3 separate regions of the Homo sapiens genome follow, and regions 1 and 2 are each linked to region 3. Evidence: chromatin contacts called from ENCODE Hi-C or POLR2A ChIA-PET data. All regions are on one chromosome and are shown on one strand. Each heading gives the region's core, a stretch centred on a gene start or an enhancer-like site at or near the end of the contact. The rest is flanking DNA. Distances are from core to core; before and after follow the strand shown.

Region 1 (3,227 bases), core at 607-3,106, 370 kb before region 3:
AGTGCAATGGTGCGATCTCGGCTCACTGCGACCTCTGCCTCCCAGGTTCAAGTGATTCTCCTACCTCAGCCTCCCAAGTAGCTGGGATTACAGGCATGTGCCACCACGCCTGGCTAATTTCATATTTTTAATAGAGATGGGGTTTCTCCATGTTGGTCAGTCTGGTCTCGAACTCCCCACCTCAGGTGATCCACCCGCCTTGGTCTCCCAAAGTGCTGGGATTACAGCTGTGAGCCACTGCACCCGGTCGAAAGTTTTGTTTTAGGCAAACTTCTGATCAGCAAAAAGCTGGAAAAACGTAACTATATTTTAAAAGATAAAGAAAACAACTACAAAAGAATAGTAGTATCAGCACTTTCCTTCCAGTGTTTGGCTTTGTTTCTAGGAACTCTGAGGTGAAAAAAAAGAGGCAGAGGAGGGAGGAGGAGTAGGCAGAAGGGGAGCAAGAGGATACAACTTGTGTGCTATGTGTGGTTGTTATTTTAAGGAAGTTTATTCTGACCAATTTTATCCAAAGAATAAATCAACAAACACCCAGAAGCAATCTGCCCTAAGTTTTTTATTTCCAATATAGACCTAATCAGAATAATCAGGTTTTGTCAAAAAAGTTTCCAGTAAAATAGCTGTCTCTGTCTTCTCCATTGTTATTGTTAGATATTAGCCCTTCTGATCTTGCACAGTCCCCTTGCCTGGTAACGTTAACTAAGTAAATATTAATACTGTACACTTTTCCTTTGGAAAATGAAGGAGAACAAATGGGAAAAGATGTAACAAATGTTCTGCAGCCCTGTTATAAATATTTTATGAATGAATCAGAGAAATTGAAGATGAAAAAAGCCCACTAATTCAGCCAGTACCCTGATGTCTACTGCTGTATTCTTTCAAGCGGTTTGTCTGGTCTGGTCTTTAGTGACTCAGGTTATAGGGAATTTACCACTTCTGTCGAAGCTGCTTTTGTAGTGGGGACTATCTAGCTGCTAGGAAAGTTTGTCAAATTCCCCTTGCTTTTGTTTAGTTTTCTCATTAGTCTCATTTGATTTTGTTTATTTAATTGCTTATTTTTAGTGTCTTTAGATTCTTAATTGATTTCTACGTGTCTTTTCTATTGCTTTCTTTTTTGTTCATTCAGCTTTTCTCTCTTTAGTTGTTACCAGGAAGAAACCAAAACAGCTTTTTGGCTTGTAGATAGGTGAGAAGTAACAATTGGTTCCATCACCAAATTAACAACAACACTTGCTACATCAAGTGTTAGGCTAACTACTTTGCATACATTATCTAATTTATTAAGCACCTTCTTTTTGCCAGACACTGAGAAGGCAAGGTTAAATATGACCCTGCCACTGTTGGCAGGGCCTTATAATGTAGTAGGGGAGATAAGCATTCAAATAGATAGTGTCAACACAGCATATTCAGTGTGTGGGGCTATTTTCAGAGTCATCCTGGAGCACAGAGGGGGGTGTCCACTCCAGCAGTGAAGAGCAAGGAACGAGGGCAGAGGTCAGGTGGCATGGGAGAGAGATACCCCAGGTGAGTTGACCCATAACCTGATTCCTGTAAGAATAAGAGTTAACTAGGTTAGAAGGGGGTGTGGAGCTGGAGAGGATAGCTACTTGGGAAACTACATAAAGTTTAATGTTATTAGGTTGAAAAATGTGAGAGTTGTTGGAAGATGAGGTAGGCCAGGAGAAGAAACCGGCCAGGTTTGTATTACTTGGTGGAAAACTTGAACTTTGCTTTGGATTTTAAGAACAGAAATAAGGCTGCCATGTGAAGAACACACAGGAGGGGCAGCAGAGAGACTGGCATCTTTCCTGGTGAGGGATCACCAGTGTTGCAATCGCAGAGTCAGGTTAGCTCTTCTTGGTTGGAGTATCTTTAAGGCCATCTGGTCTGACTCTAAATGACTAGGAAATTACTCATCATGTGCCTTCTAACTCTCTGAGTAGTTATTTCCATTTCCTTGATACTGAAAAAAGGGTAGTAGGGAATGTATGTTTGCTGCGGCCAGTGGGGTTATGTCAAATAATGGTTACTTACTGACAGCAGTCTAACAGTTTCTGGGAAGACTAATGTGCTCCTAACTGCATATGTGGGAGAGAAACAAGAACTACCCATTTACTGAATATCCACTCTGTGCAAAGCCCAGTGCCATGGGCATTAACATTCATGGTATCAGCAAGGTGGCAGCAAAGAGTCAATCTTCTGAGAGTTAAGCAGTCCTAATCAACACATTATAGGAAATAACTATGTGCAGAAGTTATCCTGTCTAAGAGATGAGTTACTTATATTTTCCTCCCAGCCTAAAAGGAATAGTTTATAAAAAATAGTTAATACTTGAGGTTGATAGATTTAATACATATCCAATTTGGGTAAAGTGACTATGGTGTATTCTCAGGACAGGAAGGACCCTAAAGGATGCTATAATCTGACTAATTATAATTGTAACAGGCTTCTCTGAAGTAATGTGTAATGGAAAGGTAGTGTCTGCCTAGAGCCTAGAAAAGGCAGCATAGGGCAAAAGGCCTTGACCAGCATTAATTCATAACAACCAATGAAAGAAGGGACTATGTAGCTCATGTGCATTATTGATTTCTAAGTGTCTAAAAACACATCAGAATTTGCTGCAGCTTAGATAAAACATTTACTGAACATGTATTGCCAGAATGTGAGCTTATTGATAATCTCCTTAGTATCAGGAGAGGATATAGCAGTAACGTGTAGATTCTGCCTTCAGACCCCCCTGGATTGGTATCTTGACTTTGCCACTTAGAAGCTGTATTAGTTATCTGTGAAAACAGAACAAATTATTCAAACTTAGTTATTTAAAACAATATTATTTCACAGTTTCTCTAAGTCAGAGATTCAGAAGTGGCATAGTTGGGCAGTTTTGCCTCAGGGGCTATCATGGTTGTTGTCATCTGAAGGCTTGACTGGGGCAGGAGGGGAGCCACTGCCAGGGTGGCTTATCCACATGGCTGACACGTTGGTCTGGTTTTGGTCCTCCCCTTGTGGGCCTCCACACAGGCTGCCTGAGAGTCTTCACCACATGATGCCTGGCTTCCTTGAAAGTGAGAAATCCATGAGAATGCCAGGTAGAAGGAGTAGTGTCTTACATCCTAGCCTAAGAAGCATATGCCCTCACTTCCACCATATGCTTTTTATTAGAATTGAGTCTCTAAGTCTGGTTCAAATCAAGGGAGAAGGAAAATTATACTCCACTTTTTGAA
Region 2 (3,288 bases), core at 513-3,012, 290 kb after region 3:
CCCCTCCTCCAAGGCCTTTCCTGCTCCCACGCCTTCTCTGTGTTCCTGACAAGCTTCAGCCCTGGATCTTAGACTTCCAGGCAGTCTACCACTTCTGGCACCACCTCTCCTTGCCTATCATGGGCCCCCTTTACTCTATGTTATTATTGGAGAAAAGCCACCATGCAAGATCCAGGGCCCTTTCCAGCTCTGAGGTCTTTCTTGGAAATCCAGCTCTCCAAGACACCTTGCTAAGGGTCAAAGCCATCCCTAGGGTGTACAGAATTAGGCAAGAAGCCACACACCAGTGGCTCAGTAACTAGAGGGACATGTTTACAGCAGCCAGCAGGGGCTAAATCCTCAGATTCAGATACAGCCAGTTCCACAAATTCAACTGCACCAAAACTGGACCATGAGGCACTGCTCAGTAGCACAAAATTGAAACCAATGCAATCAGCTCTTGGCTGCCAGACCCCTGGAACTGACCAATTGGCTGTGTAGGCTCAGCCCTGTCATCTGCTCCACCTCCAAATAACTGACCCTGACCTTTACTGACTGGAGTATCTTGGATACTTCCCACAGGGCTATGGCAGCATTTTTTTTTCTTAATTTTTTTTTTTTTTAGCAAGATGTGGTCTCACCATGTTGCCCAGGCTGGTCTTGAACTCCTGGTCTCAAGTGATCGTCCTGCCTCAGCCTCCCAAAGTGCTGGGATTACAGGTGTGAGCCACTGTGCCTGGCCCAGTCACTCACGTTTTAAAGTTACTAAATAATGAAGTTTAAAGAGGCTCAGAGACTAGCCCTGGGTCACTCGGGGACAAGTAACTTGTTGACATGGGATTGAGACCCAGGGTCACCAGCCCCAAGAATCATGCTGGCAACATTTACTCGGGTGTTTTGGAGCATCTTTCTAACACATTCTGGTAATATGGGACAACACTATAGATGGAAATCTCTTGTTCTAATGGTTCCTTTTAATTGAAGTGTTTCAATTTTCTGTGGATAAAGGAGGCAATTGGCCATCCCAGGCTGTTTTCTGCTCCCATTTCCCCTCTTTGCCCCCATAGGCAATGTCAACTCCTCAAACAGCCTCCCAGGTCAGAAGGGCATCAGACCCCATCAAACTCCAAGGGAAGGAGAAGGCTGTAGGAAAGAAAAGGAAAGTAGGTGAAGAAAACATGCTCATTTTATTGTGCGAAAGGGGAATTGCCAACGTAACATTCTGCTTTTCTGAGTGAGCATTTTGATCATCTTAGATGGACTGGAGCAAGCCAGGTTTCATTGATAAAAATCGCAACAGCCTCCTCCTGAGGGATATGGAATATCTCAAGCTATTTGTGAGATTCTATCACTATCAGATTTCTCTGTGCCCAGTGGGAATGAAAGTCTAAAACGCATTCCTGTCTCTGTCTCTCAAATAAACATTTTCCAAACATCCAAGAAACAGAGCATGTTAAGATCTTAAACTAGAGAATCCCATGAATGCTGTCTGCCCAAGACCGAGGAACAAGATCTATGTAAAAAGGGGGAAAGGGATTACTCCCCAAACAGGAGATTTTAGACACTATTAGAGGTCTTGAGGCATACCTAAACATATGAGCCAAACGGCGTCATAGGAAAAAAGGCTTCTGCTAGAAAGTACTTGCAGGCCATAACAAATTAGGTGATTCCCGTGAAAGAGATTAACCTTTGGTATCAAGTTGATTGAAGTCTCAGATGGCACTAGCCGCTGGCCATTCATCCCATCTCGTACTCAGAGGGTGCCAGCACTGACAGGCTCTGGAGGTCAGACCAGGGCAGGACACAGGTGGAAGCCTGCCAAGGCTTACCAAAGGGCTGGCAAGCAACTCGATATGGGAACTGGAGCTTTCCTTTTGAGTTTCCTGAGCCCTGGGCCTGTAAGTATCCTTTGCAGATAAAGGGTCCTAACCATTAAATGCATACCAACATGTTTTCACCATCACAGATAATGGCTTCACCATCTAAATGCTTTTAAAAATTAGCATGATGTTGTGGCTCCTTGTCCTTACTAAGGAGTTTATACCAGGAAAAAAGTGTGGTAATAACTGTGTACATACAGATGTCCTTTGACATAATGGGCCAATTCCATCAGTTTAATATTATACAGTAGTTCCCAAATCGCACTGAATAAAGGTGAGAGAGGCTGGCTATGAAGAATCACATCAATACGATCTTTGAGGCAGATTTGGCCCTGTTATCTATGTGCAAACATGAACACAGAGTCTTCTAAATTTTGCTTTTGTTTGATTGCCTTCCTATAAAGAAAAAAATTATCCAACATGATTAACCTTTGTTTGTAAAAATATATAAATAAATAAATTTTCCCTCGCTTTTGCTAAATAGTTAGAAGAGTAAGTTTGCAAATTAACACTTTAGCAAGACTCTGAATCAATCTCAAAGAAGGCTCTACTTAAGGATGGTTCTAATACATCTCAAGTCCAATGTGTGGTTGATTCCCTGCCATATGCTCTGAGTTTTATCAGGCTCAATGAGAAATACCAGTGCTTGCTACACAGAGATTTCTAATGCACCCTCACTTCTGGCAATAGTCTGGAATTTACTTCAGTTGATTTAAAGAATTTGTGAACAAGAATTTTATCTGAATTGTCATCACCTTGGAGCAACTGGTCAGGCTGAAAAGGTGTCCTGAATGGGGCTAGACACGTCAGCGAGACCTGCCAGGTGTCTCGTCACTCAGCACGGCCACTTCCTAATAGTAACAGGATCAGCCCTGGGGACTTGCTGATGGGCAGCATGGCAGGATGACCCCAGCCATCTCCACATGCACTCTGATAAGGACTGGCAGGTTAAATAAGGGCATATGCTGCATGCTGCTCCATCAGCACCTCCACTTGGCTCCTTCTCAGCCCAGGAGTTAGAATTTGTTGATGTAACCCACACCATGGGAAGAATGAAAACTCAAGCAGCAAAGCCCGTGTTAAGATGCCTTTTGTCGGGAAAAAAAAAAAAAAGGCAGTTTATGCCTCCAGCTGCTGCATTCAGGGACCAGTTAACAATGGGAGACAGCAGAGAGAGCTGGGTAAAGATGGGAACAACACAGAGGAAAGGGTTTGTGAGCAACTGGGAAACATCTTCTTGTCATCTTCAGCCCAGTGACATCTTTCCCTGCAGCAGAAAATGAGAAGGGTTAAACACCCCCTCTCGTTAATGCTGTAACAGGCATCCACAGGCATCACATGGACATTTTATAGAGTGCATTTACATGGCATGGGATCTCCTGACTCCCACTTTGACACCAACTAGTGCAATGGTAAATGGGAAAAAAAT
Region 3 (3,349 bases), core at 305-2,804:
GAAGTTCAAAGAATGAATTCATCGACTGGCTTATTCTGCTCAGACATCATTTCCACTTCAGTCAGGAGAGGCTGGGGAAAGGTTGCTCACTGGGGAGCTTTCACCTCTTCACAGACTGTCTGATATCAGAGGAAGGGAACTTCCCCATAGTGTTCCCACGTCAGAACACTTGAATACCATGAACATAAAACTCTCCCTCCTGACGGGCCCTGAGTGGACCCAATTCTTGCTCTTACAGCGAGGGACCCTGTGGCATGGAGCAGTAAACTGTGTTGTGCCACAGGACCCTGTGTGGGGAAGCCTGGTGCCACATCCTGGAAACTGTTTTCTTTCTGCATTGAGATGTATGGGATCCTGTTAAGGCAGAATCAAAGCTTACGCTAGCTTCTCTAGGGAGGTCTCACTCCCTGTGCTTCATGACTCCTTCCAGATTCTCTTCCTTCCTTATGTATTACAACAAATTATAATTTATCCTCAGGTTTTAAAGGTGGATCTGGTGCTACCTAAATGTCAAGTAATGTCATTAATGTCAATTAATGATGATGTAGAGTCCTTACACCAGCACAAGAAAGCCAATGAACAAGTAAGAGTTAAGAAAACTCCCCACAGCACATTAATTAAGAAAGCCAGGCTATGTAAAATGTTATTTTGAAAGAAGCCATTTTCTGCAGTGACATAAAATTTCATAGGCTGTTCTGGGCCTCCAGATAGGACCCATGTAATAAGGCATCTCTGCCAAACCAGCCAGAAAACAGGGAAGTGAGACAGCCATGGGTCAGAACCCATAGATATAGGAATGGAAAACTCCAGAGAGCCCTCCTCTAAGATGTAAAGCCACCAATCGACAGACAGCCTGCCATATACAGGAAAGCTGTCAGTCATCTTTACTAAATAGGGAGGATACAACTTCCCTCCCCTCCAGGCCATAGAAAACTCAAATTCTTTACAAGTGTTTTTGAGATTCACATACAAAATTATCAATGACACCATCAAAATGGATGCCTGCAGATCTTACAAACAAACTAGAAGCTAGCCTCATGGTTGCTCAGAAATGAGGGCATTTAGGCAAAGCTGGGAACTGAAGATTTGAGCAGGTGTGGGTCAGACCCTGGTGCTCAAAATAAATATTCTGCCCCAGAAGCTCTGGACTGGAAGGGAGGGACCCAAGTTCTCTGAAAGGACAACAGTGCCACAGCCAAACAGCTCAAGCAGTTTGCTGTCAATTAACCACCCCCTGTGTAATTTCAGGAAAATTTATTCTGTAAATTACAGACATTTTTGACACTTAACTCAGCAAAAAACAGTTGTCCAACAATGATTTTATGTCCAAATAAACCTGTCATCTTTATTCTTGGCCTTTTCCTTCCCTCGTACAGAAAATAAAAAGGATCCAGATATTTTCCAAGAGAAAATAAACTCCTAAAGCTGAAAGATTTGAGTTTTCAAGTTTGGTTAAAATGCTGAGTCCAAAAAGGGGGTTCTCAAGTTGGCACAGTGCTTCCCTCCCACATCCCTACTTAATCACCACCAACTCCAGAGGCTGTGACTCAGAGAATGTGTGAGCCCAAGCCTCGTCTCATAAACACAGCATTTCCAGGCCCCATGTTCTCCATTCTTTGCTAGCACAGTGCAACTCAGGGTCAGGGCAAATAAGGTAAGAAGACCATTTGAGTTCAACTTCTGAAGCTGTTCTTTTCTCTGCTAAAGTTTAGGTAGAAGCCAAAAGAGCTGTTTTCTCTATTGTCTCAAACTAAACTGCTGACAACAAAGAAGTATGAGCACTTGGCAGAATTTCAAACTCCAACAATAAGCAAACTGCACGAGGAGATTGTTTTGTGTTGCTTTTCTGTGGCTCTCCTTTTTCTACCGTGGGATGTTCCAGAAAGCTGTGGGCACTCTGTCCGTGCCCACTCCCAGCAGCTCACGGAGCACATCCAGGAATAGGTGGACTCCCTCCCCTAGGATGGGCCCACTGCTGACCCACCTGCTCCAGGAACTGTGATTGGAATACATTATCGAGATTTATGAGAGTCAAGAATAACTGAAAACCCTAGTAGGAGTGGAGAGGCATGAGGTAGAATTGAGAAGCTGCCACCTCCCCTTTTTTTTTTTTTTTTTTTTTGAGACAGAGTCTCTCTCTGTCACCCAGGCTGGAGTGCAGTGGCGTGATCTCAGCTCACCACAACCTCTGCCTCCCGGGTTCAAGCGATTCTCCTGCCTCAGCCTCCCAAGTAGCTGGGATTACAGGTGCCTACCACCACACCTGGCTAATTTGTTTGTATTTTCAGTAGAGACAGAGTTTCACTATCTTGGTCAGGCTGGTCTCAAACTCCTGACCTCAGGTAATCCACCCACCTTGGCCTCCCAAAGTGCTGGGATTACAGGCATGAGGCACTGCACCTGACCTCCCCTCTCTTTTTTTAACCTCCATTTTTCTCTCGATGTCTAGGGCTGTAATGGTTTGTTTCTACCCGCAACATTCATTCACTCAACATTACACCTTCCTTCCACCCTCCCTCCTCTGTTTCCCCCATGACCCAGGTCTTTTCCTTTACCTGTCTTCTACCAGATCTTCCTATGGTGTGCACCATTTCCTTTGGGCTCTGTCATCACTCCGTGACAACCAGGTTATCTGAGAGAATAATTTCTGCTAATGTGCCAAGAGAATATATGTGCCTGTTGGGTTCCTTCTGGAGAAGATGGTATTTTTAAGTATGGATGACCAAGGACTGGGATTCTAAAGGGGCTGGACAAGATTAGTCAAGTAACTGTAAGCCAACTGAAATGAATTTGAATGAAAGAAGGAGTTAATTGGCTTATGTGACTGGGAAGGGTGGGGGTGGGGTGGCTGGAGGAACCCCGTCGGGACCTGCACTGACTCCCATCACAGCTCTGCCGGTGTGTTGTCACAGTTCTTATGAGCTTTTCCACTTCGCTGGGGCCAGAGCTATACTTCCAGGACCACACATCCTTATAGCTCCCATCAAGAGAAAAGATGTCTCTTTCCTGGAGTCTGGAAAGAAGGACTTTCATTGGTACGGCCTTGAATCACATGCTCATCCCTGGACCAATTCCTGTGGCCAGGAGATTTAGCCTGTGTCCTCATTTGCTATTGCTGCCGTAACAAATTATCACAGGCTTATTAGCTTACAACAAAACACATGTATTACCTCATGATTCTGAAGGTCAAACCATATTAGGGTCTCCCTAGACTAAAATCCAGGTGTCAGAAGGCTGCATTCCTTTCTCCAGGAGAAACCTGTTTCCTTGTGTATTCAGTTTGTTAGCAGAATTCAGTTCCTTGTGCCTGTAGGACTGAGATCCCGGTTTCCTTACCTGTCTCCATCTG

Evidence for each region. A loop is a pair of places that touch in the nucleus more often than their neighbours do. ChIA-PET counts read pairs that join two places held with the same protein, here RNA polymerase II (POLR2A). Pooled maps may share reads with other maps.
Region 1: a loop to region 3 is called in a map of endothelial cell of umbilical vein, with 4 times the contacts of the local background. The contact joins two enhancer-like sites. A Hi-C loop is called at or near these places in 1 of 168 maps with a recorded cell type or tissue (endothelial cell of umbilical vein) and 4 of 50 pooled maps. POLR2A ChIA-PET finds 5 or more read pairs at or near these places in 1 of 52 experiments (activated CD4-positive, alpha-beta T cell).
Region 2: a pooled map shows a loop between it and region 3 (2.0-fold over the local background). The contact joins two enhancer-like sites. A Hi-C loop is called at or near these places in 1 of 168 maps with a recorded cell type or tissue (endothelial cell of umbilical vein) and 2 of 50 pooled maps. POLR2A ChIA-PET finds 5 or more read pairs at or near these places in 2 of 52 experiments (B cell and PC-3).

The regions. Positions count from the first base shown.
Region 1 is chr13:39,775,820-39,779,046 of GRCh38, forward strand. It overlaps a transcript of COG6 not described here. Among named protein-coding and RNA genes, the nearest start is that of MIR4305, 110 kb to the left of the region's middle. Within about 2 kb of position 1,857, at least 2 of the 41 ENCODE cell types and tissues checked have a DNase peak (open chromatin) inside an H3K27ac peak, as active enhancers do; they include endothelial cell of umbilical vein, where a contact is called at or near this core.
Region 2 is chr13:40,439,694-40,442,981 of GRCh38, forward strand. All of the region lies in intron 6 of LINC00598 (long intergenic non-protein coding RNA 598), which reads right to left. Among named protein-coding and RNA genes, the nearest start is that of LINC00598, 40 kb to the right of the region's middle. Within about 2 kb of position 1,763, at least 21 of the 41 ENCODE cell types and tissues checked have a DNase peak (open chromatin) inside an H3K27ac peak, as active enhancers do; they include endothelial cell of umbilical vein, where a contact is called at or near this core.
Region 3 is chr13:40,148,162-40,151,510 of GRCh38, forward strand. All of the region lies in intron 1 of LOC124903162, which reads right to left. Among named protein-coding and RNA genes, the nearest start is that of LINC00332, 32 kb to the right of the region's middle. Within about 2 kb of position 1,555, at least 8 of the 41 ENCODE cell types and tissues checked have a DNase peak (open chromatin) inside an H3K27ac peak, as active enhancers do; they include endothelial cell of umbilical vein, where a contact is called at or near this core.